7 separate regions of the Homo sapiens genome follow, and all the other regions are linked to region 1. The links are chromatin loops, found by intact Hi-C in ENCODE. Cell type or tissue: mammary epithelial cell. All regions are shown on one strand.

What was found. A loop is a pair of places that touch in the nucleus more often than their neighbours do. Peaks named below come from ENCODE experiments on the same cell type or tissue, not always from the same donor. Only the 100,000 strongest peaks of a DNase experiment are listed, where the experiment ranks them.
Region 2: a loop joins it to region 1, with 11 times the contacts of the local background. A loop is called at or near these places in 108 of 110 quality-filtered maps.
Region 3: it touches region 1 in a loop (2.6-fold over the local background); 3 of 110 quality-filtered maps call a loop at or near these places.
Region 4: a loop joins it to region 1, with 13 times the contacts of the local background. A loop is called at or near these places in 2 of 110 quality-filtered maps.
Region 5: it touches region 1 in a loop (9-fold over the local background); 108 of 110 quality-filtered maps call a loop at or near these places.
Region 6: a loop joins it to region 1, with 7 times the contacts of the local background. A loop is called at or near these places in 43 of 110 quality-filtered maps.
Region 7: a loop joins it to region 1, with 13 times the contacts of the local background. A loop is called at or near these places in 20 of 110 quality-filtered maps.

The regions. Positions count from the first base shown.
Region 1 is chrX:110,158,306-110,162,305 of GRCh38, forward strand. The region is part of intron 5 of TMEM164 (transmembrane protein 164); the gene reads left to right. Among named protein-coding and RNA genes, the nearest start is that of SNORD96B, 65 kb to the right of the region's middle. RefSeq lists an enhancer at 2,290-2,823. In mammary epithelial cell, a CTCF peak has its summit at 2,352 (motif pointing right); a DNase peak (open chromatin) is centred at 2,626; H3K27ac peaks cover 601 bases.
Region 2 is chrX:110,411,715-110,415,714 of GRCh38, forward strand. The region is part of intron 1 of RTL9 (retrotransposon Gag like 9); the gene reads left to right. It also overlaps a transcript of AMMECR1 not described here. Among named protein-coding and RNA genes, the nearest start is that of RTL9, 55 kb to the left of the region's middle. In mammary epithelial cell, a CTCF peak has its summit at 1,613 (motif pointing left); no DNase peak of the experiment used is centred here; H3K27ac peaks cover 851 bases; H3K27me3 peaks cover 143 bases.
Region 3 is chrX:110,210,350-110,214,349 of GRCh38, forward strand. All of the region lies in intron 3 of AMMECR1 (AMMECR nuclear protein 1), which reads right to left. Among named protein-coding and RNA genes, the nearest start is that of SNORD96B, 13 kb to the right of the region's middle. In mammary epithelial cell, a CTCF peak has its summit at 2,118; a DNase peak (open chromatin) is centred at 212; H3K27ac peaks cover 2,654 bases.
Region 4 is chrX:111,242,026-111,246,025 of GRCh38, forward strand. CAPN6 (calpain 6) reads right to left here. Exons shown (of 13, transcript NM_014289.4): 13 at 3,074-4,000. Among named protein-coding and RNA genes, the nearest start is that of CAPN6, 26 kb to the right of the region's middle. In mammary epithelial cell, a CTCF peak has its summit at 2,419 (motif pointing left); no DNase peak of the experiment used is centred here.
Region 5 is chrX:110,406,311-110,410,310 of GRCh38, forward strand. The region is part of intron 1 of RTL9 (retrotransposon Gag like 9); the gene reads left to right. It also overlaps a transcript of AMMECR1 not described here. Among named protein-coding and RNA genes, the nearest start is that of RTL9, 49 kb to the left of the region's middle. RefSeq lists an enhancer at 1,718-1,767. In mammary epithelial cell, a CTCF peak has its summit at 2,022 (motif pointing left); DNase peaks (open chromatin) are centred at 2,001 and 3,801; H3K27ac peaks cover 157 bases; H3K27me3 peaks cover 234 bases.
Region 6 is chrX:110,316,196-110,320,195 of GRCh38, forward strand. AMMECR1 (AMMECR nuclear protein 1) reads right to left here and starts at 1,890. Exons shown (of 6, transcript NM_015365.3): 1 at 1,404-1,890. The coding sequence starts at 1,876. LOC105373312 (a long non-coding RNA gene) reads left to right here and starts at 2,057. Exons shown (of 4, transcript XR_938504.3): 1 at 2,057-2,253. RefSeq lists silencers at 1,403-1,558, 1,603-1,662, 1,856-2,190, 1,923-2,072 and an enhancer at 1,753-1,882. In mammary epithelial cell, no CTCF peak of the experiment used is centred here; a DNase peak (open chromatin) is centred at 1,956; H3K4me3 peaks cover 2,641 bases; H3K27ac peaks cover 2,738 bases.
Region 7 is chrX:110,845,582-110,849,581 of GRCh38, forward strand. No RefSeq gene overlaps it. Among named protein-coding and RNA genes, the nearest start is that of CHRDL1, 52 kb to the left of the region's middle. In mammary epithelial cell, a CTCF peak has its summit at 1,924 (motif pointing left); no DNase peak of the experiment used is centred here.

The sequences.
Region 1 (4,000 bases):
CTGGTTTGTACGGTTACCCCATTTGGGGTTCAGCAGCCTAAGTGGAGGTGCAGGACATCTGGCTGGAGGGATCCGTCCAATGTTGAGGCTTTGTAAGTAGGGTCAGTATTGTTGAAAATCTAGAAAGTGAGGGATGTTTGAGGGGTTCTGGAGAGTTTTGGTAATCCTGCAACGCACTGTATTGCTTTCAGGTTTCTGACCAAGGACAGGTCACCCAAGGAGCAATAGCAGAATGGGAGACAGAGCAGCACTTTATTATTAGCTGAGCAGGCATCCAGTATCTTTAGTGCTGGGCGAGAGCTTGCAGCTTTGTTCTCAACATCTAGGTGAGCTTCCCACTCTGTACCTAGAGAATATAATGTGGCTAGATGTGTAGCACAGGCCCCCCCATACTTTCCACCCTATCAAAGGCATTGAGAAGCTAGAGAGGAAAGTGAAGAGGCCTGGCTATGCAGAGAGACAGGTTCTGCTGAGATGTGCACGACGAAATACACATGCTGCCCATTACAAAGCTAGACTACCTGGTTTCAAATACTGGTTCTCCTCCTTACTAGCTGTGTGACTTTGGCCAAGTTCCCTTACCTTCTCCAAGCTTCAGTTTTCTCATCTGTAAAATAAAAATAATAACAGTACTTCCTCATGTGGTTGTAATTAGCATTAAATGACTTAATGTATTAATATATAAAGTGCTTATAACAGTCCCTGTCATGTAATGGTGGTATATAAGTTGTTTGCTATTATTAGTATGGTTTCAGCTTGCCAATATACTGTGGCCCTGCCTACTAATCTAATAAAATGTGGTTTGAGCAGTTTTTTAGGTTCTCACCTTTAGTAAGCCACCCTTTGGGGATGATCTAGTGAGGGGATAGATAGAAGTGTGGGGAGAGGGGGATGAAGAGTTCTGCTTCCCACCAGGGAGTTGAGAGTGCTGGTGTCAGAGTTCGAGGCCATGGGGTCCAAGCTGGTGTGGAAGAAAGGCTAGAAGAGAGCTGGGGAACAAGGAGGAATTCTATGGAGGGAGGTAAGGAGCATCAAGGGATCACAGGTCACGAGGAGGTCTAGGGGCATGCGCATAGTAGGAATAAGGATATGAAAGCTGAACTGTCGGGAGGTTGTGGTCAGATGATCCCAGCAGAGGCGGGGCAGTTCAAAGTGATGACAGAAGGCAGGTTGTGGTTAGTGCGGTGGAGTAGACCTGTAGAGTTGAGGAGGTTCAGGAGGCCACGAGGTTAGGGTATTGGAAGAGGTGCCTGCATGGATGTTAAAATCACCCAGAATGCCATCAGGAAAAGGTATAAAAGAAGGTGGTAAGCTAAGTGACACTGATCTGAGGTGAATTCAATGACCTGGAGGCCAACAACAGGTGACAGTGACAAAGAGGAGGAACTGAATCTTGAAAGAGAACGAGGGAAGAGTAAACGTCTAGAAGCAATAATGGAGGGCTAGAGGAATCTTCAACTTCCCTTCCCCCACAAAAAATTGCTGCAGGAATAGAAGGATTAAAAAAGAACAGCCTTCTCAGAGCTGTTAGTGGAAGAAATCACACCCTCAGTGGACAGCCAGGGTTCCTTAGGGTGAGGAGGTGAAAGGGACATTCTGGGGAAAGGTGGCAGGTATAGACAGATTGGTTGATCATAAACACCCCAGGCCAGTGGTGGTGGTGGGCTTCCAGAGGTTCTAGTGGGATGGGTTGGGAGGAAGTCAGCCACAAGGTGGTTGGAGGAAAGTGCCCACACAGCTTTAGGCCCACAGCTTGGTCCTGCCTACAGCTGGTGACACAACTCAGGAGTTCCCCTCTCTTCATCCTTGTGATGTGTTTCGATTGGTTGGTTGTGTTTGTTTTCATTTCGGCAGCAGTTCTTAACCTGGGGTTCACAAATAGGATCTTAAGGGGTTCATTCACTTGAATGGGGGGAAGTCACATCTTTATTTTCACTGACCTCTAGCAGAAATGTAGCACATGAACGCAGACAACAAGCACCAGTGGTATTAGCCCTACCTGTGTCTTTGTTGTCAGTAGCAATCACAGATGGCTTCCTATCACATTTCAGTAGTAGCGGCCATCTCAGGATAGTGTTTATGCTCATCTGCTTTGAAAGTGATGGTAGTTATTAGGCCTGCTGCTAGATCTTGTGATTAAATGTATTTATAAAGAAACATAATTAGTATATTACAAAATTTTAAAAATATTTTGGTAACTGTGTTTTAATATAATTGAATTCCTTTGGCTTTTATTTTATGCATTTCAAACACTGTTCTGAGAAGGAGTCCTTTGGTCTCCCCAGGCTGCTGGGGTGCAGGGGGTGGGGTGGAGGGCCTGCTTCAAGTCTGCTGGGAAATCCCTTTCTATTTCACTAGAGGGAGCTCTTGTTTCAGAATTGCTGAGCAGTGACCCTCAGGCTTGACACCCAGTAATAAGGTTGTTTTTTTGTTTTGTTTTGTTTTTTTGTTTTGAGACAGAGTCTTGCTCCGTCACCCAGGCTGGAATGTAGTGGTGTGATCTTGGCTCACTGCAACCTCCACCTCCTGGGTTCAAGGGATTCTCATGCCTCAGCCTCCTGAATAGCTAGGATTACAGGCATGCGTCACCATGCCCAGCTAATTGTTGTAATTTTAGGAGAGGTGGGGTTTCACTGTGTTGCCAAGGCTGGCCTTGAATCCCGAAGTGCTGGGATTACAGGCGTGAGCCACCGTGCCTGCCTGAGAAGGCTGTTTTGAAATACAGGCAATTCAGATGTTTTTGGAGGACATTTCAAGAAACTGGGGTTAAGAACCTCAGTGTTGTTTGTTCTAGGCAGGCCACCTCTCTCTTGAGTGGGCTTTCAGCTCATCTTCTGGAGGATGAGGATTGGACCTCCTGTGCTAGTTACTTTCTGGGACCAGTTAAAGCGGAAGTACTTTGGCCAATGGCAGCTCAAAAACTGGCCCCAAGGTCATGCTGACATCAGTATCCAGGCTGAGTTTCCTGTTTCTCCTCCATACCATTGAGCCCATTGCCCCTCCCATCTAGCTAGTGTTAGGATGTTAGAGAAGTTCCCCTCTTCCATGAGGCTTCCCTGCTCCACTATACTGGTCAGGTAAGGGCAGGTGAAAGTATAGGAACTCTGGTAAATCCTGAGGCTCCTAAAGGGTTAGTGGATGAGGGGGGACCTGAGGGATTTGACTGATTGGCGAAGGGCTGAGCCTTGTGCAACAGGTGGGTAGGTGAGTTTCTGAAGACCACTGGATTGTCCCTGCTGAGGAAGAAGTGATTGGTGCTCAGGAGTCCTTTGTGGGAGCAAATGGTTAAGTCAAGTGTTTTCTGCCTTAATTTTCTCACCTTCCAGGAGACACTGCTCCTCACACCTGGCCAGACTCTGTCCCCTTCACTGGCAGCTTTTCCCAGGTCTCTTGGTTCATCTTCCAGCTCCAGGATTCCCTCTAAGTCAGTGTTTCTCCTATATGGTTGGAGGACCCAAGCATCAGGATCATCCTGAAGCGCTTGTTACTACAGTGGAGATTCCAGGGCCCACTCAGACTTCCTGGATTCAACTCTATGGGGCAGGGCCCAGGAAGCTGCATTTTCCACAACTTCCCTAGGACAGTTGTTTTCAAAGTGTGGTCCCTGGAATAGTAGTATCTGCCTAACCAGGGAACCTGTTATTAATAAAAATTCTCAGATTCCAGATTCCAGGCCTCACCCTAGATCTACTAGAAACTCTAATCAGAAACTCTGAAGTAGGGCCCAGCAAGCTGGATTTTAAGAAGCCCTCCTAGAGATTCTGATTTTGACCCACACTCAAGTTTGAAAGCCACTGCTGTAGCGGATTCTGATACAGAACGAGTTGAAACCTTGTTGCCTCAGATGATCCAAGAGTTGGCTCCCCCTTGCGTAAAGCTCAGCAGAGACACAGCTAAGGTCACACAGCAGCTTGGTAAGAGTAGGTAAGAGTAGAAGCTGGGACCTGGGTCCTTGGACTTCAGTGCATATTCTGCTAGGTCAGGTCCACCTGTTGGATTC
Region 2 (4,000 bases), 250 kb after region 1:
TATTCAGAATACTCCACCAGCTCCAGTGTAAGAAGTGCATTATTTTCTTTACAGCACTTACCATGATTTACAATGACATGATTTAGCTACTTGTTTTTCTATTATTTCCTCTGCTTACATGTTAGCTTCATGAAAGCTCAGGTTTTGCTTACTCACTATTATATTTCTAGTGCTAGACTGGTGCCTGGCATACAGTAGGTACTCAATAAATACTTGTTGAAGGAAGGAATAAACGAGCTTCTGTAGACCAATGAGAAGATAATGAACAATTCACTAGAAAAATGCTCAAAGAATAATGAACAGGCAATTCACAGAGGAAAGGCAAAGGGCCTATGCCCTATTAAAAGGAACACCAATCAGTAATAATTAAGAAATGCAAATTAAAACAATATTGAGATGATTCAGATGTCAGCTTTTACCTCTCAAATTGGCAAAAATTTAAAAGGTCACTAAAACCCAGGGTTTGTGAGAATCTGGTGAAACAGCACACTCATTCACTCTTGATGCACATCTGGAGGGCAACTGGAAATGTTATTTGAGTCAGCAATTCCTGTCTTAGGAGTTTACCTTTGCAAAATGCTCCATGTATAAGGATGTTCATTTAAACATTATTTGTAAATAGGAGCAAATTGAAAAAACTAAATGACCTCGGTGAAGGACTGGTTAAATCATTTATAATACATCCCAATAATGACATACTAAGCATTACTATGCTAATGATTAAGAGTTTGAGCCTTGGTTAGACTGCCTAGGTTTGACTTCCTCCTCTAGCTTTTATGAGCTGTGTGACTTCGACCAAGTTTCTAACCTCTCTGTGCCGTTTCTCATCTGTAAAATGGGAAAAGTAACAATTCATGAAGTTGTGAAGAGTAAATGAGATAATTCATATGAAATATTCAGATAGGACCTGGCACAGAGCATTTAATAATTGCTACACATTACTATTCCAACTACTAGTATAATGATGACAATGACGATGTAGCCACAAATAAAGACAAGCTAGATCTTTAAATACTGATGTGCAATGATATCTCCAATATAGTATTGTGATAAAAGCAAGTTGCAGAAGAGTAAGTATAGTAGGATCTGATTTTTGTTAAGGGTATTATATGTTACACATACAGGAAAAGACTGGAAGGATAGACAGACTGTCAACACTGGGGAGTAGAATAGGAGAGGTAGATTTTCCCTTGAGCAATAATTAGAGTTGTTTGAAACTAGCATGTGCTACTTTTATAATAAACAAAAGATGTAAAGGGAAAAAAAAGCTCCGTTTGGAATTCCGAGGACAGTTAATCCCACCAGGCTTCACATCCCCCAGTTCTTGGCCACAGCCCAAACGTTAAGCCTCCCTGCTCGTCATCTGTCCTCTCCCATACCATCCTCATACTGCTCAGTGCTCCCATCCCTGCCACCCCGACTCATCCACCTCCCCACTACCGCCCTCTCTCACTCTTCTCAGTACCCTCTGGAAGCCCCCACCTTGCAGTAAACAATTCCCCCTACACCCTGGATAAATTTTACAGAGCACTATTGTCTACCTCCGGGCCTGGAAGTGCTGAAACCTGAGTCTCCACGGCGGATCTCACGGCTTTGCCACCAGCGCCCTCTAGTGGACACTGTCCACACTCCCACACTACAGGCACCCTAGGGCTGGGAGGTGGGGTCTGTGCTCTAGCTTCCCCTGTTTGCTTCCAGGCTGTTAGTCCTCCGTCCTCAGCCAAGAACTCCTCCTTCTCATGCCATCTGGCTACTTCTCTCCTCGTTGACGCTTCTTTATAACCATCCCCTCCTGGTCAACCCCCCCCCACCCCCACATTCAACGAAGAGTTCGACATCTGGCTCATTGTCTTCTTCTCCACCCCAAGTCCTGACATCATTCTGGGTGAGTTGGACATCCGTGATCCATGTACAGGACACACTCTCATCCTAGCCTTACCATGCTTCATCATCAGTCAGAACCCCCTACCATCTACACCTTGCTGGCTGGCCTCAACGCTCTTCTTTTTACCTCAGGAGGCTCTCCAGTTTTTTGAGCCCCCTCCATCCATTTCTTCCATCCCATCAGCCCCTTTCACCTTACTACCTTCCCTCTCCATCCTGGAACATGATGATGATGATGATAAGAATAACAACTAATATGTATGTGCCAGGCATATACTACCCATCTTATGACATCATTTCAGTAATCTCATGTTATCCTCACAATAACTTTATGAGGAAGATACTATTGTGGTTTTCCTTTTAATGAGGTGACTGAGGCTCAGAGAGGTTGAGTGACTTACCCAAAGTCCCACAGCAGAGATGAGATTTGAAGTCAGGTCTGTTTGCTTTCAGAATCTTGCGTATATCCCCAATTCCCTTGCCCTGTGTCTTTCTGCTGCATCCATGAGGCAAAATCCTAAGTCTGGATAAATTTAACTGACAGTTTCCTCCTCTGTGCTTATGCCCAGATGGAGGAACATTGCTGGAGAAAATCCCATCACTTTGTTGGTTAGTCCCACCAGAAAGTCATAGTTTCCAACCTCAGCGGGGCCCTCAACTCAGCTAAACAATCCTTCTAAGTAACTGTCCTGACAATAGCACTTGCAAACTTTCTCCACTGCCCTCTGGAGTCAGACTGTCTGGGTTAGAGTCTGCTTTGGCCACTTCCATGCTCCATACCATGCCAGCCTTTAAGAAAGGGTGAAGTGGAGGAAAAAGGATGAGGGGAAAGGGGAAGTGATATGTATCGAGTGTCTTCTAGGTACCAGCCACTGTGCCAGGTGCTTTGCATGCAGTGTTTCATTTAATCCTGCCAGCAGCCCTGCAAGGGCAATACTCTTGTTATTTTTGCTTTACAGAGGAGGAAGCTGAGGCACAGACAGGTTAAGTCACTCACTAACGTGACACAATTTGTATGTGGAGAAGCCATCTCATTCGTTTAGACCTTCCTTATCTTGATGAATTATTGTGACAAGCTGATAAATGGGTCCCCTGTTACCTATCTCATGCCCTACAATCTACCTTCCATTCTGTTGCTGGGACAATCTTTCTAAAATGCACATCTGACAGTGCTACTACTCTGCTTAAAGTCCTTCCAGAGCTTCCCCTCAGTCTTCAGAATGAAACAGAAACCTTTGATCTTAATGATTTGGCCCTGTCCTTCCTTTCTCACTGCATCCACTACCACTTGCCCATGCAGTCACACAGTACTATTTTTGGCCACCTGATGACACCTTGCTTTCTTCTGAAGAAAGAAGAAAGCATATATATATATATTCTCTGCCTCCCCATCCTCCACACCCTTTCCTGCCCACTTTAAATGCTCCTCTTCTGTGCTTTCACAGCATTCATGTTTATCCCAGTGTGTTATAATTTCCTGCTGTCTTCTCTGTTTCCCCCATTAAACTGGAAGCATCTTGAGAACTGGGATTGTGCCTTAGTCATCTCTGTACTCCCCAGGGCCGTAGCACCAGAGCCATGGTTAAATCTATGTTTGTTGAATGACTGAATTAATGAATGAATAGAGTGAATGAGAGAAGAAAAAGCTCTCACTTGGAAAGTTTAGTGACATGAGCTGTATGGTATCTGATTCTTGGCTGAAGCTGCTGCAGTTTTTCCCTATGACTACAGTGCTATAAAAATATGTCTGCACATGGATAAAGACTGGAAGAGAACTTTCCACACAAAACTAAGAGTTGTGTTAGAGTGGTGAGTGATGGATGCTTTTTTCCCCATTTTCAAAATGTTCTTTAGTGCTGCTTTTGGATTGTTTTGGCAATGTAGCAGACATTGTAGAAATGGAATTTGGGGCTCCCATGGAGGAATCGACAACCAATATGTATTGATGCCCAGTGTACTCTGCTGGGTTCTGGGTGCTGTGGGGAGATGGGTGGGTAAAGGCGACTCATTCTGACTCAGGTTTGCATGGTCAGGAATCTTGCCAATTACGTTGGATTTGCTGGAATAAAAAGATAACTTTCAAGAATTTTCCAAGCTCCTGGGTTGAGGTATTTCT
Region 3 (4,000 bases), 52 kb after region 1:
GTACTGTGAAAAGCATTTTCCTGGATATATGAAGCTCATATTTTTTAAGTTAGAAGAGAGAAAAAACATGATGTATATCATAGTTGGGAAAAACTAACCAAGAGGGGAAACATAACATATACAACCAGAAGTCATTTCGCTGGGTGACTTCATGAGTCATGCTTACCATCTGTGTATGAATGGGAACTCTGTTTTCAATGGCACATTAAGAGGAGCTAAAAAATGTAAACCTTTAAGGGGGGAGTGAGGGTGAAAAGAACATTAACTTCTAAAATATGTGGGAGATAATGACAGTAGCCAATTTATTCATCTCATCTGTTTACTCTCACGAAGGTTGTTACAAAAGCACCCTATTATTAACTGCAACTGAACACGTCAGAATTGAGCTGTGATCACTCAAGAGGTGTGCCTTGGAGGTTGCTTTTAAAGTGAAACACAGCTTTCTGAGTACCAGGAGTCCAACGAGGCTCAAATACAATGACAGATGCTTTGGTACTTTAGGGACAGAGTGAGATCAGGGGCCTGAGGTATAGCTTTATAGTCCAGGGACAGATTTTTGGCATCATACAATAACTGTGCTGGCCAGCCCCACCCAGCATGGGTTGATTCCATGTACGTATTGTGTGCTCCAATGGAACAGTCTGTCTTGGGACCACAATGTATTGCCCAGGTGACAGCTGTATAGAAAAAGTGAGATACCAGTGATCCAGGTAGCCAGATATAGGAGAAAGTGACTAATGGTTTGTGAAAATGTCATTAATCTTTTGAAATCTGATCTAAGGAGTTACTTTAGAATACAGAGAATATTTTTACTTCATGCCTTCAAGTGATCTTGTCTCTAAAGCACAGAAGTAAAAGACGCTTGATTACAATTTAGAAAATATTTTGACTTCTGTCAGCAAATTGCTACATTAGCTTCCACAAAATCACTGGTAACATACTTGCTATACGAATTCTTCTACAAACAAAAAGTTTATTCATTTATATCATCCTGAAAATGAGCACCTATGAGGTGACACACATAGAATCACCCCTCAAGTCAAGCTCCAGTCCATTGTAATGTCTGGTTTTATATCCTTTCAGATTTTTAAAAAGGAAACATGGCTCCCAAACAGTTTAACTCTACAAGTTCCAGGCTATGTCATTTTGGCAGGCTCCAACATGCTGCATGAGTTTTTCTTTCTTTACAAAGCACCATGTCTGTCAATCACCCTGTCATTCAGAATTAAGAAAATGATGTCAACTGAAGAACACAGAACAATGGTGATGAGTTTCCGTGTTCAAACACAAAGCATATCATGTCAGATTTATCTAGGGGAGCAATTTTCCTCATTTAACAACCATTTTAGCCTTGCAGGTAGACATTCCAATTTATCAGCTAATGAAATTTTTCCTCAAATTATTCACTCTTCATCCTTCTCATACCTACTAGGACAATAAGTACATCATGATGTGGGCAATGATCAGTTATTCTTGGAAGGGTGGGGCCACTGCTCTAATTTGTCCTTACTGCCTTTTGTGGATGGCTGTTATTTTTAATGACTGCCCAGATTCCTTCAGAGGCTACCCATAAACACTTATTTTAAATGTTATAATTACTATTCTGAGGAAATAGAACATATGGAAGCATTATTGATTAGTCTGTCAATTCAATATTGACTTGAAATTAGTTACAGCCATTTGTAAAACCATTTGTCAAACATCCCTCACATTATCAAACAGAAGCACTCTAGCTCCTAAAACAAGGTCTAAAGTAAATCCTACTTTCCTACTAACTTCCATTATAAAATTAGAGACATGTTATCAGAAGAAAGTTCCCAAATAGACCGAGTTAAAAACCTTGCATGAAAAAGACAGTAAGATGGTAGCCAGACGCGTGGCAATTCATTTGTTTCCTGATCATCTGAAAACTGGGTGGCTATTACCACTGATCGTGGTCACGTTCCTCATCCTCATGACCACAGGGATATCTGTCTTGGTAGCGAAGATATCTACCTCTATGCTTTGGGACTTCTAGACTTTGCCCTCTTCCTGCTTTAATCTGGGCATTTTCATCCCTTTAATTAGGAATTCCACTGCAGTAACACACTTAACCAGTGGGGGTCAATTCTCAAACTGTACTTCCACCAGAAAAGTGCTACGTTAGAAGCTTCTGTTTGTATAAAACATGCTCATTATCTATCTTCAACTTTAACATTCTGTATTAAAATTCTGTAATAATCTCCTTGTTTTCCCCTGTGGCATAAACATACACAGGACTTCACATTTCAGGTTAAAATTGCATACTTATGGTGAATAGGATATTTTTTCTTGGAAGAAAAGTTGTACCTATTAGTGTGAAAATTCTCGTGAAGCATATACTTTCATAATATAGACTGACTTCTCAAAAAGGAAATTCAAAATATAATTTACTTATATACAAAGATAAACCATAAAGACTTCCCCACAATCTTTTAAATAGTGATTGCATATTCAATATGATCTGTTATGTAACCAAATATTCAGATTTATTGATACAAAGACAGATAAAGAATGGAAAAAAAATTTTAAAAAGTCTTAGTATAATATATAAAAGATAATGGAAAGAAATATTCCAAAATGTTAACAGTAGTTATTCTCAGAATGGTGTAATTATAAATGACTCACATTTCTCTCATTATATGTTTTTAATTTAAAAAATTTTCTTCTTTGATAAGTTAAAATTGCTATTATGAACAGAATATATGTATAAAGTTTATTTTCCATTTTTATTGTAGTAAAATACACATAAAATTTGCCATTTTAACAATTTTAAAGTGTACAATTCAGTGGTATTAAATACATTCACAATATTGTACAACCACCACCACTATCTGGTTCCAGAACTTTCTCACCACTCCAAATGGCAACCCTGTACCATTAAGTAGTCACTTCCCATTTACCCCTCCCCCTAGCCCCTAGCAACTATTAATCTGCTTTCTATCTCTATGGATTTGCTCATTCTGGATATCTCACATAAATGGAGTCATACGGAATGTGGCTTTCTGTGTTTCACTTCTTTCACTTAGCATAATGTATTCATGGTTCATTCATGTTGTAGCATGTATTTCACTTCTTTTTATGGCTGAGTAATGTTCAATTGTATGAATATAACATATTCTATTTATCCATTCATCTGTTGATAAACATTTGGGATGTTTCCACCTTCTGGCTATTGTGAACAGTGCTGTTATGAACATTCATGCACAAGTTTTTGTTTCAACACTTCAATTCTTTTGGGTATATACCTAGAAGTGAAATTGTGTCAACGTATAATTTTTTAATGCCTTTAATTCCATTTTGGCATTCTGTGTTTAGTAATGCTTTTTCAGAATCATTAAGGATAACCCTTAGAATATCATTCCCACAATACTATTACTCCATTTTCAATCACTGAGTAAGGTACATATTTTTTTAAGACCAAATCACATTCTTGTACTTAAAAATATAATTTCCACCCTTATTCGTTGTATACAAATTTCTCTTCTGCCAAATACCTGAAACAATGATGAACTAACTGAAAAGGATGGGCTTTTCCTCTTAGCATAGCCATTCTAACAGTAACTAATTCACTTTCAAATACTTGTATATTAAAAGTAAAAAAAAAAAATGGGGGCCAGGCACGGTGGCTCACGCCTGTAATCCCAGCACTTTGGGAGGCCGAGGTGGGTGGATCACGAGGTCAGGAGATCGAGACCATCCTGGATAACACGGTGAAACCCCATCTCTACTAAAAATACAAAAAATTAGCCAGTCATAGTGGTGGGCGCCTGTAGTCCCAGCTACTCAGGAGGCTGAGGCAGGAGAATGGCGTGAACCCAGGAGGCGGAGCTTGCAGTGTACTGAGATCACGCCACTGCAGTCCAGCCTGGGCGACTGAGCGAGACTCTGTCTCGAAAAAAAAAAAAAGTGTATTTTTTGCTTCAATAGGGAACTAATACTTAATAGAAATTAATATTTAAGCCCCCTAAAATATATTAAA
Region 4 (4,000 bases), 1.1 Mb after region 1:
AGTTCCGGAGTTAAATAAAAACAATCATACCAAAGCCATCTGTTGTTAATGGATGAACATCCATGAGCAAGTTATTTTGCCTCCCTCTTTTCCTTAACTTTCTTATCCTTCAAAAACAGGGATAATAACGGCACTCCATTTGGTTGTTATGGGCATTAAAATGAGATCACATATGTAAAGCATTGAATGTGGAGTTTGATACACAGCAGATAATTTAAAATGCTAGTTCCTTTTCTTTTCTACCCTTTTTAAATTTTTTAAAATTTTGTTTTAAGTTCTGGGATACATGTGCAGAACATGCATAGGTATACATGTGCCATGGTGGTTTGCTGCACCTATCAACCCATCATCTAGGTTTTAAGCCCTGCATGCATTAGGTATTTGTCCTAATGCTCTCCCTCCCCTTGACCCCCACTCCTCAACAGGCCCTGATGTGTGATATTCCCCTCCCTTTGTCCATGCATTCTCATTGTTCAACCCCCACTTATAAGTGAGAACATATGGTGTTTGGTTTTCTGTTCCTATGATAGTTTGCTGAGAATGATGGTTTCCGGCTTCATCCATATCTCTACAAAGGACGTGAACATATTCTTTTTTATGGCTGCATAGTATTCTATGGTGTGTATGTGCCACATTTTCTTTATAGAGTCTATCATTGGTGGGCATTTGAGTTTGTTCCACGTCTTTGCTATTGTAAATAGTGCTGCAATAAAGATGCATGTGCATGTGTCTTTATAGTAAAATGATTTATAATCCTTTGGGTATATATCCAGTAATGGAATTGTTGGGTCTAATGGAATTTCTGGTTCTAGATTCTTGAGGAATCACCACACTGTCTTCCACAATGGCTGAACAAATTGACACTCCCACCAACAGTGTAAAAGCATTCCTATTTCTCCACATCCTCACCAGCATCTGTTGTTTCCTGACTTTTTAATGATTGCCATTCTAACTAGTGTGAGATGGTATCTCATTGTGGTTTTGATTTGCATTTCTCTTATGACTAGTGATGATGAGCTTTTTTTCATATGTTTGTTGGCTGCATAAATGTCTTCTTTTGAGAAGTGTCTGTTCATATCCTTCGCCTACTTTTTGATGCGATTGTTTTTTATTGTAAATTTGTTTAAGTTCCTTCTAGATTCTGTATATTACACCTTTGTCAGATAGATAGATTGCAAAAAATTTCTCCAATTCTGTAGGTTGCCTGTTCATGCTGATGATAGTTTCTTTTGCTGTGAAGACGCTGTTTAGTTTAATTAGATCCCGTTTGTCAATTTTGGCTTTTGTTGCCATTGCTTTTGGTGTTTTAGTCATGAAATCTTTGCCCATGCCTATGCCCTGAATGGTATTGCCTAGGTTTTCTTCTAGGGTTTTCATGGTTTTAGGTTTTATATTTAAGTCTTTAATCCATCTTGAGTTAATTTTTGTATGAGGTGTAAGGAAGGGATCCAGTTTCAGCTTTCTGCATATGGTTAGCCAGTTTTCCCAGCACCATTTATTAAATAGGGAACCCATTCCCCATTGCTTCTTTTTGTCAGGTTTGTCAAAGATCAGATGGTTGTAGATGTGTGGTGTTATTTCTGAGGCCTCTGTTCTGTTCCATTTGTCTATATATCTGTTTTGGTACCAGTACCATGATGTTTTTGTTGCTGTAGCATTGTAGTATAGTTTGAAGTCAGGTAGCATGATGCCTCCAGGTTTGTTCTTTTTGCTTAGGATTGTCTTGGCTATGTGGGCTCTTTTTTGGTTCCATATGAAATTTGAAGTGTTTTTTTTCTAATTATGTGAAGAAAGTTCATGGTAGCTTGATGGGAATAGCATTCAGTCTATAAATTACTTCAGGCGGTATGGCCATTTTCACAATATTGATTCTTCCTATCCATGAGCATGGCTTTATTTTGCATTTGTTTGTGTCCTCTCTTATTTCCTTGAGCAGTGGTTTGTAGTTCTCCTTAAAGAGGTCCTTCACGTCTCTTGTAAGTTATATTCCTGGGTATTTTATTCTCTTTGTAGCAATTGTGAATGGGAGTTCACTTATTATTTGGCTCTTTGCTTGTCTGTTATTGGTGTATAGGAGTGCTTTGTGATTTTTGCACACTGATTTTGTATCCTGAGACTTTGCTGAAGTTGCTTATCAGCTTAAGGAGATTTTAAGCTGAGACTATGGGGTTTTCTAAATATACAATCATGTCATCTGCAAACAGAGACAATTTGACATCCTCTCTTCCTGTTTGAATACCCTTTATTTCTTTCTCTTGCCTGATTGTCCCGGCCAGAACTTCCAATACTATGTTGAATATGAGTGGTGAAAGAGGGCATTCTACCCTTTTTTGTCTGGGGAAAAATTGTCATCCTTGGGGGGAAAAAAAAGCAGTAGCATCTTTGAGCTTAATTGTAATACCATAGTGCCATCTGGTGACCATATGGAATGACTGCATTATCCACATGGGATATTTCATGTCTAACAAAAATCTACAACATGTAAATCTCTAGTGTGTTCTGGGTTAGTGTTATAGGGACAGACAGTGAGGGCTGTACTTGAGAACTGTTCTCCTGAGCTACTCCTTTGGAGATCCCTCCCCTGGTTAGGCACTTTTTCATGTCAGAAAGAAAAATAAGAATTTTCCCCTTTGCCTACCCTAAGATGGTAGATGGCAGGTTGTATAAGCAAATGAGTGAAGTCTTCACACATCCCTTCGGCTCTAAGGAAGATGCTGGGAAAGGGGAGTTGGTATTTTGTCTTGTTGAGAGATCTTCCCTTGAAAGATTTGGCTACTGTACCTATGGCCTCGAGTCCAATCCCAAATAGGAGTTTCAAACTCAAGTAACCCCGAATAGCACCTAGCTGTCCCTAAATATGAAATAAAGGCCCCTCTTCATTCTTCCAACTACCCCAGAATGCAAAGAACTGTACCATCAGAGTGTAGCCAGGGCTTTTGAATCCATCACACTTTTACCTGAGCTCAGATTTCATGAAGTACCTCAACCCCCACCTCCAGTGGCTTTGAAACAAGTCTTAACAGATGGTCACTCTTGCCATCCATCCCATGCCATCAATTCAAGTCAAGACTGATCAATGTACTGAATATGAACTTTATTGTGATTTGGTTTATGTAAGGCAGTGTAGTGAAGGCACTGCAGAAGTTAAACAGACTGGAAAACATGGTAAAAAATGAGCGAGCTAAAAATGAATGCTTGCTGGTCTAGGTAGGCTAAGTACTACAACTATGTTTCTTTTTCATCATTGCAGAAGCGTTGAAATATTGTTGAAGGTGGGGGTTTGGGGTGGAATTAGGGAAGGCTTCATGGAGGAGGTGGCATTTATACTGGGCCTTGAAGGAGGGGCAGAAAGTTGATAGGTTAAGATGGAGGGAAGTACATTTCATAATGACTGACTCTAGAGAAAATTCTGTAGAAGTACTGAAAAATGAGAGGGCAAACAAACACCCCCAGCGAGTGAAGCATCCCAACTGAGAGAAAAGTCTGAGGAGTCTGGGCTGGGACCAAAGTCTCAAGTCCCCAGATGGGGTCTTCAGTACAAATGATATTAGGAGGCACAGGACAATGGGCTTGTTTGTAAACCTAGCAGCAGCGAGAGGTTTCACATTGCAGTCAGGGGCCCCAAACTGGCTGTAATATGTCTGGATGAATTCTCTCATCTTTTAGGTGTGTATGGTACTTACTTATCTTTCCTCTTGCCCACTGACTGCCTGAATGGTAGTTCGTGCGCGCCCATGTGCGCGTGTGTGAGTGTAGGTGTGTGTGGATGGGTGGGGGACCGAGGCTTTGTCTCCCACTGCAGCTTCTTCCACTTTTCCGTCTTGTGGCACACAGCAGGCTTCCATTGAGCTGAAGCTCAGGCCCCTCTCACTGTCTAGGACTCATTGAACTCCAGCTCTTGATTAAGCACCAGGAAGCTTTCTCAACATGAAGGTAAAATTTACTGTCGGGGGTGACTTGGGTTAGGGCAGGACTACACTTTCCGGAGGTGATGATGGTG
Region 5 (4,000 bases), 250 kb after region 1:
GTGTTCTCATTGTTCAACTCCCACTTATGAGTGAGGACATGCGGTGTTTGGTTTTCTGATCTTGCGATAGTTTGCTGAGAATGATGGTTTCCAGCTTCATCCATGTCCCTGCAAAGGACGTGAACTCATTCTTTTTTATGGCTGCATAATATTCCATGGTGTATGTGTGCCACATTTTCTTTATCCAGTCTATCATTGATGGACATTTGGGTTGGTTCCAAGTCTTTGCTATTGTGAATAGTGCCGCAATAAACATAGGTGGGCATGTGTCTTTATAGCAGCATGATTTGTAATCCTTTGTGTATATGCCCAGTAATGGGATCGCTGGGTCAAATGGTATTTCTAGTTCTAGATCCTTGAAGAATCTCCAGTGTCTTCCACGATATTTGAACTAATTTACACACCCACCAACAGTGTAAAAGCATTCCTCTTTTTGGTTCTGGAAAGTCTTATGCTCCTCTGCTTTCTATAGTTCTCATAGTGCCTGGCATGTAGTGTGTGCTCCATAAATATTGACTGATTGATGAATGTGTGGATGTTTCATGCAATAGTTTTTGGGTTGTTCAACACCATTTCTTAATGCTAAGCAAACAGGTTAGAACCTTCAAGATGTCTGTTGTCTTAATCTAGTTGCTTGCACTGAGGTAACTTTTTAATATCATCTCTGCACAGGAGCTGAATGCCTTCTTTGGCACCTGGATGATTGATTGTGTTTTCTCCTTTTCCTCGGAAAGCTCTGGTATTGCGCAAACGCTGCTTTAGGTGATTAACAATGCCGCCAACTTCACCAGTCACCTTTGCAGACAATTCTTGAATTTTATAGGAAAGTGGGAACCTGTTTAAGTATAGTTTCTAGTTAATTCTGCTTCCCCATCCTGGTTTGCTCAATGCTACATAAAAGATTTTCTTTGTGGAATGAGACAGAATAGAAAAAATAAAAATACATTCTCAATGGCTGGGTGAAGAGAGTCCTTGAGATTTTACCAGCTTGGTATTTCTCACTGTTGGAACTTCAACCCAGGATGCAGATTCATCCTAGTGAGCCTCACAGGAAACTCTGCCTTGGTCTAGAAGATACAGTGCAAATATATAGGATAGGACAGGTAAGGTCAGCAGAAGCCACTTTTCAGCACATACCATGTGATTGCTAGAATAATACAAATAACAACCATTTACTAGCAGATTACTATGTGGCAGGTACTGTGCTAAGCATTTTCCAGACATTCATTATTGTTGCCATTTTTCCAGGTGAGCAAACTGCAGCTCAGAGAGTCTAAGTGAATTTCTTTGTCTTTAAGCAGTATGAGATAGACCCTGGACTTGAACTCAGGTCCATCTGATTCCAGAGTACATAGTCCTTTTGCTACAGTGCTTTGCAGGGAGCTGTGCTGGCTTCTCAAATGGTTTGGGGCTATCTGTGTGAGGCTGACAAGAAAACTATTTAAAGGCTGGTAGAAGAGGGCCCTAACAGAAGGTCTGACTCTCATTTTCTTTCTATTTGCAGAAGATAATTCTTTCCTGTTTCAATATCAGAAGGGGATCTAGCTGAAGGCAAAAGGCCACAGGGTTCTGGTGAGGCACAAGTTCAAACCTTGCTGTAGTTGGACCTGTTCTACTGACTATCAACGGCCTGGGTCTGTGGGTGATCATAGTGTCAGGGGGCTGGAGATTGGAAGTTCAGAGTGGAAGAGCTGGCATATGCCGCAAAATGCACCCTGTTGGGATGGAGCAGGAAACTCAACTGCAGCTGAGTTTAGTGGGGCACCCAAAGAGAGTGGCAACAACAGGTATCAATTTAGAGAAGCACTTGGCTTTGGTGAAAGCAGAAGTCCTGCCCAGCCTAGCTGAACTGAGCAGGAGCAGGTGAGGCTTAGGAGTCCTGCCAGGTGCTAGTAGCAAGGATGGGACTCTAGTCCTTGGAGGCAAGGGTGAAGGAGTTGGGAGCCTGGGAAGAACCAGACAAAATCCCAGTTCCACAGAAACTGAATGACTAGACTGGTGGCTCTCAACTGAGACAATACTGCCCCCTAGGGGACTTTTGGAAAATGCAAGAGGGTATTCAGAGGACTGGAAATGGGGATGCTAGATGTTCTCCAACGCCCACGACAGACTTGCAAAATGAAAAATAGTCTAGCATCCCGAATAATTTTTGAATGTTCTGCTGGACTTCCATGGAGCTGAAAACTGCTTTTCTAATTATCTAAACTTTTACTATAAATGTTTTATACCTAAGCATAAAGGGTTTTGCTTCCCCTGCCCCGACCCCACAGTTTTAATCAACTATTCTGTAAAGATATGGAAGATTACATGGTTACAGAGGATCACACAGACTCATTCACCATTTCAGGAAATCATGTCAACAATTGTGATGTTGCTTTTGGAATTAATCAATATAACATATCAGTTTGTGTCCATAACTGTTGCATTCATGGGGATTCTATATAAAGGCACAAGCTTCTGACTACTTCATTTAATCATTCAATGTAGTCCTGTGTGAGCATTTACAGAGTTAAATACATAGTGTTTTATTATGTATTGCTTTATTTTCTCTTTATGTGGCAGGACATATAGCTATCTTTTTGAACTTATGCGTGTAGGTAGGTTATAGTACCTAGAAATTTAATTTCAGGATAGTAAAGGGGTGAAGCAAAAGCAGATTTATTATAAAAGAGAGGATGTTAAGTCTGATAAGGTTGAACACCACTGTGCTAGCCTGATGGCTTCGTGAGGGCCAGGACCATGTGTTTTGCTTCCGTTTGGCCTAATTAACTGAGGTGCTTATAAATAATGAATAATGAATGTGGATGCAAGCACACAGCTGGAGTCAGGCATGTAGGTCAGCATAGTCGGGGTATATAAAACTGGCAGGAGATGGGGACTTTTTTTTTTGAGACGGGGACTTTTGATCACCAAAAGAAGGCAGGATCCCAGTTATCAGAAGAGAAACCATAGTTCAGAGTTTGCCTCAAAGCTAGAGCGTCCTAATGTCAAGGCCCAGGGCTTCCTACAGTCCTCTTATCTTGAGACATGCTGGAGCCAAGGGACTGACGTCAGATGGTCCCAGTGGTGAAGAGAGTTGTGTTTACATTCTCACTTGCTGGTATCAATCGTAGGGGCCCAAAGACCTCACTACCTAAAAAGAGGGCTGTTTTCCAGCTTAGCTGTACCTCTTTGCATTGTTTTGTCTGGCCAAGACAGAGAGGATACCAGGGAAAATGAGGCTCGAGTATTGTACGTATAATCTGTCAATGCCCTCCATGCCCCCATTAGGATCTCAGGCTGTCTTGGCCTTCAGGCAGATCCAGCTCCCCCATTTTTCTGTTGTTGCTGCTGCTGTTTTTTTTTTTTCACTCCCCTGATCCCATCAATAATACGTGTACTCCTTCCTTCTGGGTCCTGTCCTCAAAGGTAACTGCTAAATATCTGACAAAGGAATGGCTAAAGCCTTCAGGGCTCCTGATAAGAGAATGGGCTCCCACTTAGCAAGAAGGGCAGGGGGCAGCACCTCACTTAGAGATATGGTACATAAGTACAGAGGGAGGTATTGAACCACCTGTTGTCAGGAGCAGAAGGGACCCTGAGGTCATCTGGTTCACTAGATCCCAAACCTGGCTGTACAATGGAATTACCAGGAATGCTGTTGAAATACAGATGCAGTGTGGCTCCTAATCCTCAGAGTCTGATTCAGTAAGTCCGAGATGAGGACTTGAATTATCTGCATATTATTAACAGTATCACTGGTGATTTTGATGAGGAACCCAGTTAGGGAAACCACTCAGACTGACTTTCTCGTTTTATGGGTAGCCAGCTGAGTCACCGACAGGGATGATGACTCGCCTCGGGTCACAGAGCAAGTCATGGCAGAGTTGGAAATGGAACTCAGGGTTTTTCCTCCCCTGTATTGGTGGTGGGACGATCTGACATTATTAGTGTGGGAAGAAGGACCTTAAATTTCACTGTACAAGCTGCTGCTCACTCTGCCTAGAGGTAGAGGACAGAG
Region 6 (4,000 bases), 160 kb after region 1:
GTACAAATGCACAATTTCCAGGACACTTTATTGTAATTTCCACTTTACATATTAATTTAATATTTTAGTCTAGGCAGAAATGTTTATACTTATACAACAGTAGTCCAATCCTCTAATCTCACAAAATGAAAAGGAGCAGTTTTAAAAGAACATCAATTCAGGTATTTATGATATGGGGGACAAGGGGCACTTGTCTTAGCTGGAAAAGGGGCTGATGCCTTTCAGTACGAGTTTCACTGAAATTTTTTCTGTATTATTTTTCTTGTTGATGCTAAGTACTCAAATAAAAGCAATTGCACTTTTTCTCATTCTGCCCTCTCTTGGTCTTTACATTCTGTCTAGCATTTAACGCAAAAAGTCAGTTTACATTCAGTTTACACATTAAAAAAAAAAAACCATATGCCCCACCTCCCACACATCCAAATGGACAGGGATTAGAATTAACCTGGCTTTTAGCTGTAACAGTGCTATTTTAAAATTTTTCAACCACACACTTGAAGGGTAAAATAATTTAAGATACAAAACCAAAGGAAACCATAACAATTCCTACACATTTACTATTTAACTGTTCTCAAATCATCAAGTATAACATGGATTTCTTAAAAAGTGAAATCGACACAAAAGCGAATGCACGCTTAATGTACAAACTGACCGTGGCTCTGTGGGGACAGTTCTCTTTGAATGAGCTATTATCCAGACGGTGGAATGGAAAAAAAAAAAAAAAAGGTCGCACTCTTCAAATGTGAGGAAGCCGGCAGTGCGCTCGCTACACGAGAAACACATTTTAATGGGTGTATTTGGATAAAAATAAGTAGTAAGGGAAAAATGTGTTTTAAGAAACCTCCCCCCTTCCCAGGGCACAAGAAAACCCAGAGGAGAAGATGGGTAACCTCACAAGCTCCAGAGCTAAGTTCCATCACTAACAGAAGTTGGATAGTTGCTATTTTTCATCCTGCAATGGGATAGTAGTTCTCCATGTGCAAGATACGCGGGGCGGGAATACTGGCGGGGCTTTCACTTGGGGTAATGGAAACCAAAGTGAGGAGAGGTCAACACCTTGAGTAACCCAGATCTCCAAAACCGGGGCAGGGTGAGGGGTGGTGGGGGTGGTGAAGGAGACAAGTAAAGGAGTCAAAACTCCTCGAAGTCATCGCAAAGAGAAAGCTAACACCTCTAGGAGCCACGGGGCCATTCCTTGCAGCAGCACCCTGCTCCAAGTGTGGGGTGCCTGCCTCGGAGGGCAAAAAGCGCAGGGTGCCCTTAGTTCAGTTGAGTAGCTCCGGGGACCCGGGCAGCGAGAGGGCAGGGGCATCCGCCGGCCGGGAGGCGGACTCGCACTTTGCCTCAACTCTGAGCCCCATCCCGAGCGCAAGGGAGAGGGCGGCGGAGGGCACGGTACTCACTAGGGCTCGTTGGTGAATCGGGGGGTCCGGGGCTGCTGGTATCCATACAGGTGACAGTAGAGCACATCGAAGCAAAAGCAGCACATCTCTGCTGACACCACCATCTTCCGGGAGCCCGGCGATGAGGACGAGGCGGCGGACGATGAGGAGGGTGAGGAAGAGGTGGCGGCGGCCGGGGTAGAAAGTAGGGTCCCCACTCCGCAGCTCGGAGGTGGCGACAGGGCGATCCCCCCGCCGCCGCCGCCGCAGCCCTGGGGGGGAGAGAGGGTACAGCCGCTGCCGCTACCTCCTCCGGTTAGACCTCCCAGCCCGTTGAGCCGCGTACCGGCGCCTCCTAGTCCCAGCTCCCCAGCTCGGCACTGGCTCTCTCCGCTGCAGTGGGAGGAGGAGGAGGCGCCACCACCGCCACCCGAGCCAGAGGGGGGCGAACTGGACAGTTTCTGCTTCTTCACCCCGCAGCAACCCGCCGCCATCTTGGAACAGTCTCCCCCACGCAGCGTTTCCGACCCATAAGTGAGGCGAGCTGGCGGCGGGGGCGAGCACGCTGCGGCTCAGGCCGCCGGGGGCGCGCCAGAGGCTGGCGGGGCGCGCGCGCGCCGCTCCCGGCCCCGTCTGCCTAGCCACGCGGCTGCCCCGCGCGCGCCCCCGCCTCGGTGCGCGCTCCTCGCTTTCGCGGCTGGGCGCCTCGCGCCTGTCCCGCCCGACTCGTGCCTCTTCTGAGCCGCAGCCCCAGCCCCAGCCCCAATCTCAATCTCTCCGGCCGGCAGAGGTTGGAAGACAGGAAGCCGATTAGAAAGGAAGGTGAAGGAAACAAGAGTCAGACAGCGGAAAGTGGGAGCAAAGGGAGAAGGTGGGCACGCCCGGGAAGGAAGGAGGGAAAGGGAAACTAGTGGGGGTAGGGGGGAAGAAAGGAGAAAGTCCGAAGTAAGCATCCAGGTCCCAAAGCACAGCTCAGTAACCCCCCGCCGCAAGCAGTATTAATGACACTTAAGCCCAGTTACGTGGAACCTGAGCCACCCGGCCTCAAATACACGGGTTTCTGAACTGTTGGAGTGTGAGCGAGCAGGTGCCCAGAGCTCCATACCTGAGACCGCCCCTGTAAAGTGTGTACAAAGCAATCCAGGAAATGGCCACGCTGCTGTCTTTTTAATTCCAGCCTAAGCACACACCAGGGTACTCTTTCCTTTCCTTATGGAGAAATATTCAAGTCCGACTGAATCTATGTATCTTGTACTTGTTCCCCCAACTTACCCTCCTTGCCCCGTTTAAACATTTAAAAGCCAAAAATAAAGTCCTAACTAATACTTCACTGGTTCAAAGATACTAATTGTGCTTTGGGACTTGCAGTGGTGGACTTTTCTGGTTTTGGTTTTTATTTCTTGGCTTGGGTACAAAGCAATTAGGAATATTATCTGTAGTGCTCAGATCTTAGAGATAAATAGGGAAGGTAATGTACTTAGTCACAAATTGAAAGATTTTGTTCAAGTATATAATTAGCTCTTAATATTCATTTTTAAAATTTCTCAATTAAATGCTTGGATGGATGAGGAGACATATGAGTCAGTCCCTTTCTGGGTGCCTAAGTGCAGCTTAATAATAAAAATAATGACAATAATCAAATGTTAAAATTCGTAGAAATGAACGTGATAGAAATAGAAAGCGTAAGTTATTTGCATTGTATCTACACCATGCTAAAACATCTAGATAAAGTCAGGTATCTGCATATTTAAAAACTGCAGATTGATTTTTGTCACCTTTTTTCTACATGCGTGGGATCTTGCAGATAGCTGGGGGCTGTTCATTCCACTCAGGGAATAAAAACAAAACAATTTATTCATTCAGTAATATTGAGCCTCTGCACCATACTATGTGCACAACACTATACTTCTGTTGAAATCCAGGGCGTACTCAGGAAGTATGCCTCCCGCTCTAAAAGAGTTTATGAATTAAGTCAGATACATGCACATAATCAGATAAATAGCTATTATAGTATGTATTGAACACTTTTTAGGTCTCCAATACCATACCTCGTCCTACCCCATAATCCTTCAGAATAAGATACTATCTCGTTTTATCTTCACAACAATGCTCTGAGGTTACTCATTAACAGATGAGGCTATTAAACCTCAGAAGTAATTTGCCCAACATCACACACCTAGAAAGTAACAGAGCTAGGATTGGAATGCTGGCATGTCTGATTCCAAAAACCATGCCATTATACTACATTGCCTCTCACTAACAATATATGATAACAAGGCTAAGGATGGACAAAAGATAGTGACATTACACTCCAGCAGGTGGAACCGAGGTTAAACAGAAATAAGAACTTAGTTTTTATGGAAAGATTGAGAGACACTGAAATATGTTACCAAGGAAAGATGAAAAATCTCCTTCCAAAAAGATTTTATGAGATAGATAGATGAAAATCTGGAATGGTTAGATGCAGCCTAAAGACAAAAGGGATAGTTTAATTGGTCGGTGATATGTAATTTCATCCTCTCAAACTTCATCACTGTTAGAATTAACCTTAAGTATGAAACAAATAACAATTCTTTGTCAATTACTAGTGGAGTAAAAAAATGCATTAATATTTTGTC
Region 7 (4,000 bases), 690 kb after region 1:
GTATGTTTTTATCTACTTTGTCAAAGATATGTAGATATATGGCCTTATTCCCGGGTTCTCTATACTATTCCTTTGATCTGTGTGTCTATTTTTATACCAGCACCATGCGATTTGGGTTACTATAGCCTTGCAGTACAATTTGAAGTCGGCTAATGCAATGGACATCCTTTTCAATAAATGGTGCTGGGAAACTTGCATTGCCATATGCAGAAGAATGAAACTGAACCTCTGTCTCTCACCATACACAAAAACCAGCTCAAGATGGATTAAAGACTTGAATGTAAGACCTGAAACTATAAAAATCCTAGAAGAAAACCTAGGAAAAAAAGTCTTCTGTACATTGGTATGGGCGAGGAATTCATGACTAAGACCTCAAAACCACAAGCAACAAAAATAAAAAATAAGCAAATAAGACTTTAAACTGTGCACAGCAAAGGAAATAATCAACAGAGTGAACAGACAACCTGCCGAATGGGAGAAAATATTTGCAAACCATGCAACCGACAGGAGACTAATGTCTAGAATTTACAAGGAGCTCATACAACTCAACAAAAACAACAGAAAACCAAATGACTCCATTAAAAATGGGAAAGGATATGAGCAGACACTTCTCAAAAGAAGACATACATGTGGCCAAAAAGCATATGAAAAAATGGTCATCATCACTAGTCATCAGAGAAATGCAAATCAAAACCACAATGAGATATCATTTTACACCAGTCAGAATGGCTATTATAAAAGGTCAAAAAAAAAAAAAGATGTTGGCAAGGATGTGGATAAAAGGGAATGCTTACACACTGTTGGTGGGAATGTAAATTAGTTCACCCTCTGTGGAAAACAGTATGGATATTTCTCAAAAAACTAAAAATAGAACTACCATATGACCCAGCAATCCCACTAGTGAATGTATATCCAAAGGAATTGAAATCAGTATATAGCAGAGATATCTGCACTCCTATGCTTATTGCAGAAGTATTCACCAAGCTTTGGAATCAACCTAAATGTCCATAAATGGATGATTGGATAAAGAAAATGTGGTATATATACACAATGGAATAGTGTTCATCTATAAAAAATAATGAAATCATGTCTTTTCCCACAATATGGATGGAACTGGTGGCCATTATCTTAAGTAAAACAACTCAGAAATAGAAAGTCAAATATCACATGTTCTCAGTTCTAAGTGGGAGCCAAATAATGGGTACACATGAACATGGAGTGTGGAATGATAGATATTTGAGACTCAAGAAAGGTGGGATGGTGGGAGGTGGTGGGGTATGAGAAAATAATGAGTAAAACATACATTATTATCATTATTATCTTTATGGTAGATCCATTTAGATGGACATATTAAAGCCCAGACCTCACCACTATTTAATATATCGATGTAACAAAACTGCCCTTGTGTCCCTTAAATTTATACAAATACAAATAAATTTTTGAAAAGATTCAGCTTTTAGTGTCACCAGCTGTAGATCCCTGAATCCCCAAACTGAGATGGGTGCCCCATCCTATGCTTACCCTATCACAGTGTTATGATATTGTTATAGAGCTTTTTGTTTGTGCGCCAGTCTCTCCAACTAGATTGCGCCTTTCTTAAGAGAGTCAGGCCCTTTCAACTTCATCTGTGTATCCCCAGCACCTAGCTCAGTGTTTTCAACACAATATAGACTCAAGGGGTATTTGAACTAAACTGAGGCGACCCAGCTGTACTGGAACAGGTTTAAGCTTATTTTTTAAATGTCAACAAGTTGCCACAGACAAGTTATCTTTCCTGAAATCTCAGCATGGAAAACTTCTGGACATTTTTCTGGTGGCAGGAAAGATGGTTAATTCGATCTAGGACTCATGAAGAAAATGGCATTAAACAAAGCTGACCTACTACTCTATTAAAAGTTTGGGCAACACTGCCATCTAGTGATGGAATTTAGATATGCTTGAGAATGAGATCTGTAGTTCTTCATGGAAGCCTGGAGAAAACCACTGAGCTTTCGTTTACACAGAGAAAGAGGAATGGCTAGTTTCTCTGAATAAGACATGTAGTTATGCGATGTACATTTCACTCGATAGATCGTGTTAATTGAGGGAAATAAAGGTCTAAATATATCATTTGTTAGCCACCAAGTCCTATTAATGTGGCTAGTTGCTGATGGGGTGGGAATTGCACAGGACAGTCCAGATGGAACCTATTTGTTCCCATTGTAACATTCAGCATCAGATTATGTACCTTATTTTTTTCAAAAGGAAAATATGGCTGGCACAGATCTGCTTTCAGGCATTATACAATCTAATTGGACACAAGAAGCAATTAAGGAATAAGACACCATTAAATTTGACTCAGGTCATTGATTGGCTGTGTGTGTGTTAAACATATCCAAATGTATGCATGAGTGTTTTCAGTCATTCAGGTGGTGGGGGTGTCTATACTTTTTGTAGGAATCCTCAAATAGTTTTGGAATACACTGCCCTTGGAATCATCCTGAGCCTGTTCTAACACGAATAAGAAACAGTAGATGTAATCTACCACACTGCAAGCAGCTGAATGTGTACTGCATTTGGAGTCAAACAGGTTGGAGTTCAGATTACTTGTCTATCACTTACTAAGTGCGTGGCCTTGGGCAAATTACTTAACCTCTATGCACCTCTTCATCTGCAAGATAAGAGTGCAAATAATACTCATCTCATTCAGGTTCTGTGAAGTTCTGTGAGGATTGACTGAGACTGGTATGTAAAGCACTGAAAGCAGTGTAGGCAATTTAGTAAGTGCTTGTAATTTTTGACAAATACTTTGCTACAGCCCCTTTACTGTCCTAAAATGAGACAGAGAAACTCATAGAGCAATGTACCTACCACACACATAATTTTATATATTTGTGTGTGTGTGTGTGTATATATATAAGAGAGAGAGAGGTCCAACTAGTGTGAAGGAGAAATAAAAGGAAATTATTGGTAATAAATAATGAATTTCCATCTGCAAAGATTGAGGCCACACCATGCTATAAGATGTAGGGGAACAGGTAGAAGCTTGCACCTACGTACAGAAACAGCATGAACTCAAACACTACAAATGCAGGCGCATGCAGGGGCATTGCATTAGTGACTCAATTACCATGATCAGCGTTGTTGTTGGCAATATGATCTTCAAAAATGTTAGACAACTCTTGGGAGAGTTCTGAACACAACAAAGAGCAGTTTTCCCTCAATTTACATGGTAGCTGTATTCCTGGAAATTTCAGCATATACTGAAATAAAACTGTGCAAAAAATACTTTGTGTTTATGTATAAATCAGAGTTCTGTTCTAGGCACAGCTAATTATTAACAGATTTTTTTAACCTACATGAATAACTGGGTGGGAGGTGGCATTCAAAATTTGGACAGAATATGGGGCATTCTTCACTGTGTGGAACTGTCTAGCACATTGAGGACGTCTAGCATCCTCTTTTCCATTAAGTGCTTCCCACCTCCTTTGTATACCAGTCTCTATCTTATACATATTCACATGCATACAGAACCATAGAATTAGACAGGTACAGACATAAACTCTCAAGGGGAAATAGAGTCAGGGCCTTGATATTCATCCAGGGCTAGCCTGGAAGAACCCAAGGATGGAGACTGGACAGTGGGTGGGATATGGAGAAGGTTCTTAAAACCTGTAGATTCAGTTATGTTTACAGTCTGGATGAGGTATGCAAGGAAAGGGGTGGTGAGAGAGCTGGGGTGGGGAAGTTGGTGGGAAGGATGGTATTCAGGTACTGAAGACTGAAGAAATGTTGGGAGTCATTGACGAGTAGGCAGCCAGCGTCAGGACCCAAGGTAAAATGAAGGCCCTGGAAAGGCAGAAACTTTGGAACCATGAAGACAGACCCCCAACCAGGATTGAACTAACGGAGCAAAGAAATGGGGTCTGAATACAGCCTGAATGTCTTCCATTCAGCTGGTTAAAAGTGCAGATGTAGAGTCACACAGACCTGGGCTCAAATCTCAGCTCTGCTACTTACT